Linked DNA regions of Mus musculus: region 2 is linked to region 1. A link is a loop called in an ENCODE intact Hi-C map of the cell type or tissue named here. Cell type or tissue: left cerebral cortex. All regions are shown on one strand. Links, peaks and the distances in the headings refer to the core of each region. The heading gives the core; the rest is flanking DNA. Region 1 has its middle 1.5 kb from the start of Zbtb39. Region 2 has its middle 8.2 kb from the start of Gls2.

The links. Hi-C counts contacts between places; a loop is a spot of excess contacts. Peaks named below come from ENCODE experiments on the same cell type or tissue, not always from the same donor. Only the 100,000 strongest peaks of a DNase experiment are listed, where the experiment ranks them.
Region 2: it touches region 1 in a loop (2.5-fold over the local background); 2 of 42 quality-filtered maps call a loop at or near these places.

Annotation. Positions count from the first base shown.
Region 1 is chr10:127,736,615-127,739,426 of GRCm38, forward strand. No RefSeq gene overlaps it. Among named protein-coding and RNA genes, the nearest start is that of Zbtb39, 1.5 kb to the right of the region's middle. In left cerebral cortex, for the core only: CTCF peaks have their summits at 1,588 (motif pointing right) and 2,786; no DNase peak of the experiment used is centred there; H3K4me3 peaks cover 329 bases.
Region 2 is chr10:128,185,068-128,187,879 of GRCm38, forward strand. No RefSeq gene overlaps it. Among named protein-coding and RNA genes, the nearest start is that of Gls2, 8.2 kb to the right of the region's middle. In left cerebral cortex, for the core only: a CTCF peak has its summit at 1,114 (motif pointing left); a DNase peak (open chromatin) is centred at 1,109.

The DNA.
Region 1 (2,812 bases), core at 293-2,792:
AAGTCTTTCCTCTACGAGTTGCTTTGGTCACAGTGTTTTATCACAGCAATCTATACCCTAACAAAGACACTGCCTATATATCCTGTAAAGGGGTGGGACCTCATGAGAGCCCTTCCCTCCCATAAGTCCAGTCTTAATGCAGATATAGTCAGTCACAGCTGTAGAATAATTCAAGAGGACAAATGCGTTGTCATGCTCCAAGGATGGCGATCTACAGCAGTCCCCTCTTTCCCTGACTCTTGTATATGTTCTTCCTCGCCTCTGTCATATTTTGTTAACCCTGACATTCAGGAGGAGAAAAGGTCAAGTCCATGACTGTCCAATTAAAGCAGGCTGTATTTTTGGGTGAACCTAGGACAGGCCAGCTGGCTACCAGTTGGCTAAGTCGGGATTTGAGTAAGCAGTCCCTGCCGGCCTTTGGAAGGCTCTTCTATTGGAGAGATAAGGTGTTCACAGGGCCAAGAGGATTGGTTGACACACATGGTGAGAACAGAAGGGAAAAAGGATGGGTGTCATGTGCATGGGGTTGCACGCAAGTTACACAGGCCTAAGAAACAGGAACTGACTCTTAATGGTAAACAGAAACTTTATTTTGCAAGGACTTAAAGTGGGACAAACAGGAACTTCCTTTTGACTATCTCAAGTGCACACAGAACTCTTAACCGCAAGGTACATTTTTCCTGTTTTGGTCTCAGATTCCTTGAGCCCTGGCCGGGATACTACAAACATTTCACTCTGGACCGAACACTTAGTAACTAACTACTTATTCTTTGCACTTACCAGGTCTGAGTCTGCAGGTAACCACTGCCCACTGCAGGAAGCAGCTCCCCTGACCACGGACCACCACGATGATAAAATAGAGGCGTAAACACAAACGTTTAATGGGCAGCTTCAGAAAACGGAGTGGTGGGGGTCATGGTGCTGAGCCAGAAGCAGTGTCTAGGAGACCAGGAGTTTGGGTGTAAGAAAGTCAAGGTCAAAAGGCACCAAAAGGGAACAAGAGAAAGAACCCAGCATGCAGGAATAGGTGGCACACACCCCTGGCACATCCCACCAGGCAGTATGTGCTAAGCTTGATCCTATCAGCAGCTGTGGCTGCATCAGAGAGACAGTTCATGCCTCTGTAAAGTCAAAACTAGAGACTGAACTCATCCAGTCCAGACAGGAAAATTCCCAACACAAGCACTTCAAAGACAGAATATTCTCTGATTTTCATAGCTTCATGTGCTGGGCCCTATCTGAATGCTATGCCACAGAGTGTGCCTTCCTCTAAATTAAAGGTCGGACCTGAGAGGCATCTCCTGTCACTCATCACCCTCGTTTCACTGTCCAATTCCTTTCACGTTTTAGGAACCCAGGAGTGGGTAATAACACAGAAAAAAAACTTTTGAGACAGGCTTTTATGTAGCCTAGGCTACCTTCAAACTTGCTATGTAGCTGAGGGTGACCTTGACCTTCTGATACTTTCGTGTGGATGGACAACATAGTCATTCCCTGGTATGGCTAAAAGGGAGGATTTTGTTTGTTTTAAAAGATTTACTTATTAATACATTTATTATGTATACAGCATTGTGCCTGCACTTATGCTTGCAGGCCAGAAGAGGGCACCAGATCTCATTAGCGATGGTTGTGAGCCACTATGTGGTTGCTGAAAATTGAACTTCGGACCCCTGGAAGAGCAGCCAGTGTTCTTAACCTCTGAACCAGCTCCCCAGCCCACAAAGGGAATGCTTTTATGGCAGATATGAAAGAGAGAGGACAGATAGGCTGGAATTGGCCATGAGACACAGGCCTGGGCTGGAGTTGTGCCTGGCTGGCAGGCGAGGCAGGATGGGAAGGAGCCAGCCTGGGCTGTCTAGGCTGTGTAAGGACGTAGGCAGGGGAGCTTTGGTTTTATGGCTAGTCTTGAGCAGGATCATTTGATGAGCAGATTCAGGAGAAGGGAGGAGGCCAGTGATGGAATTCTAGACAGGGGACGGACCCGTTTAGGAAGACACCTGGGTTGCCACGGTCCAGGTAACAGAGTGACTCCATCTGGCCATCTACCAGGAAGGAGGGTCCGTTTTGGGCTATCAGAAGAGCTTCCTGGGGATCTAACCTGAAATACTCCATTCGTTAATCATCTACCCCTGGTGAGAGTGTCTGGTGCTGCTTCCAGGAATTTGGCATTGTCACTGGGCTCGGACAAGGAAGTAGGCTCAGATAAGAACGTGAGAAACGGTGACTGTGGGGCTTTGTTTGCTACTATGCTTAATCATTACCGTGTGTGATCTCTTTGTTTACTACTTCTCTTGATTACTTTGTCTTTGGTCTAAGAACCATGTTTTTTGTTTTTTTTGGATGTACCTAGAATGATATAAAAGCTAAAAAAATAAAGTTGCTTCAGCCTCAGCCTCAGCACTGGCTGGAGTCATGTTATAGTTTTGTCAATTTTTTTTTCTTCTTTGCAATCCTCACTCCCTCCCTTGAGACCCGGTTGACTGACTGAGCTGGCTTGGTCAGACCCCGCCCCCCTCACCCCCATCCGCACAGTCACATACCTGCACCCGCACACAGGTTTTTAGAAGGCGCCTATATGTGTGCAAGGCAAGGTGACAAGCAGAACTCAAAAGTGGAGCTCTGGCAAAACCACAGATCCCTGCCCTCAGAAAGCTCGCGGGAGTCATAAATTAACTGAACAAGCACACAGATTTTTGCGAGGCTGTTGGGGGACAGGGTTGGTTGGACCTGCTTTTCACTCCCCAGGCGCCACAGCGAGCGGGCTGGTGTGGGCTCGTGGCTCCGCCCGGCCGTCGGGGGGCGCTGCCTCCTC
Region 2 (2,812 bases), core at 173-2,672, 450 kb after region 1:
ACTGTGCTGTTAATAAATAATAAATAAATAAATCTTTTAAAAAAACAATAAAAATTAAAATACACTTTTAATAATAAATAAATAAATCTTTAAAAAAACAATAAAAATTAAAATACACTTTTAAATAAGAATCACGAGTAAAGCTGGGCAGTGGTGGCGCACGCCTTTAATCCCAGCATTTGGAAGGCAGAGGTGGGCGGATTTCTGAGTTCGAGGCCAGCCTGATCTACAGAGTGAGTTCCAGGACTGCCAGGCCTACCCTGTCTTGAAAAAACAAACAAACAAAGAATCACAAGTAAAAGATTTGGAGCTGGACGGACCGCATCTGTTTGAGAAGATGTCTGTGATTCTATGATGTCACTATTGGCCCCTCGGGATCAGGGTGGAGAACAGAGATTAATGGATTACCTGCAGATGTGCTGGACTCTAGCCAGATACAGGCCATCATGTGTGCTTGAAAGTCAGAAGGCTGACCAGCATGCTAGTGAAGGTCTGGATAGGCTTCAGAAACCAGGAAATAAACCTCATCAAAGCCAAGGACACTCACCTCCAGTATACTCCCATCTACAATTTAAAAAAAGCTCCTCCCTCTGATGAACGTGTCTGCCTCAAGTACTCTGTAATGGAAATGATCTAAAAAGTTGAATTTATCTCCTTGTAAAGAGTTATGAAAAGGAAGGTTAGGGGGCTGGAGAGATGACTCAGCGGTTAAGAACACTGACTCTTCAAGAGGTCCTGAGTCCAGTTCCCAGCAACCACATGGTGACTCACAACCATTTGTAGTGGGGTCCAATGCACTCTTCTGGTGTGTCTGAAGACAGCAACAGTGTACTCATATAAAATAAATAAATAAATAAATAAATAAATAAATCTTAAAGAGAGAGAGAGAGAGAGAGAGAGAGAGAGAGAGAGAGACAGGTACTCAGAAGAGCGGATGTGGAATAGTGACCTGGGAAAAGGCATGTGTTCTGTGTCAGAGCCCAGACTGACCTCTGACTCATGTTCATCTTGTGTCTGGAGAAGAGTGCTTGTTGGCACAGGGAATTGGAGTTTAGGTTACCAGCATGTAAATGCACCACCACCTGTAATCTGCAGAGTCTAGCACCCTCTACTGGCCCCCATGGGTACTGCATAAAAGTGGTGCATGTCCATGCAGGCAAACCAAAACTTCCTTAGCTTCCAGACTTAGTTTCCAGACCACTGGGACCACAGGTGTATGCATGCATCCATGCCAGCTAGGAATCTATATTTTTCTGACTCTCCGTTCCTTTTTTTTTAAAGATTTATTTATTTATTTTATGTATATGAGTACACTGTAGCTGTACAGGTGGTTATGAGCCTTCATGTGGGTTTGTTGGGAATTGAATTCAGGACCTCTGCTTGCTCTGGTCAGCCCCACTCACTCCAGCCAAAAGATTTATTTATTATTATAAATAAGTACACTGTAGCTGTCTTCAGACACACCAGAAAAGGGCGTCAGATCTCATTACGGGTGGTTGTGAGCCACCATGTGGTTGCTAGGATTTGAATTCAGGACCTTCAGAAGAGCAGTCAGTGCTCTTACCTACCAAGCCTTCTCACCAGCCCCTAACTCTCGATTCTATCCTATTTTCTTATGACAGGCATGGCCTCAGAATAGCTTTGAAGGATGGATCTTGAACTCTGACCCTGCCTCTCTGGCCCAAATGCAGGCATTCCAGGAATGAGATACCACACACACTCACTGACTTGTTTGTTTGTGTTTGTGTTTATTTTTGTTTTGTTGTTGTTGTTGTTGTTGTTGTTTGTTTTTTGTTTTTTGAGACAGCGTTTCTCTGTGTAGCCCTGGCTGTCCTAGAACTCACTTTGTAGATCAGGCTGGCTTCAAACTCAGAAATTCACCTGCCTCTGCCTCCTGAGTGCTGGGATTAAAGGTGTGCACCACCATGCCCCGCACTGACTTTTAAGAGGTTCATACCCACCTCTTTCTTACATTGAATCTTGTTTTGTAACTTTCTGAGAGAATGTCTCACTGTATAGCAAGGCTGGGATAGGATTCAGTCTCTCCCCTCACCCTCTTCAGAACTCAGATTATCTGTGACAAACACAGGAACTTGGGAAAGCAAAGGACTTAGCGGGTTTGCCCTTCCATGTCACAGTCCCTCATTATGGACTGAAGCAGAGAGTAGATGCGGCTTACTGTACTCTTTGGCTTGTTCCACTAGATTTTCCTACAGCCCAGGCCCATCTGCCTAGGGATAGTAACGCCCACAGTGGGGTGTGTCCTCCTTTATCAATTAGCAATCCAATGATGCCTCCAAAGACTTGCTAACAGGTCAGCCTCTTCAACAAAAGTTCTCTCCCCTTCTCCAGGTGCATTTGCATCACAGACCCCTACACCTAGCTTGGAACTAATTGTTTTTCAGTCTGAAGAGCAAATCCAGGGCTTCTTGCTTGCTAGAGGAGTACTCCAACGCTGGATACGCCCCAGCCCCACTCTTATCTCTTGCTCCCAGACTGTGAACACCAGTGAAGTAGGAACTATACTTTTGTCAGTATTTTTTGTTTTGTTTTGTTTTAATGTTTATTTATTTGTTTTATGTATATGAGTACACTGTAGCTGTCTCCAGACACACCAGAAGAGGGCATCAGATCTCATTACAGATGGTTGTGAGCCATCATGTGGTTGCTGGGATTTGAACTCAGGACCTCTGGAAGAAGAATAGTCGATGCTCTTAACCATTGAGCCATCTCTCCAGCCCCTGTTTTGTTTTGTTTTAAGACAGGGATTCTCTTATAACCCTAGCTTTTTGTTTGTTTGTTTCGAGACAGG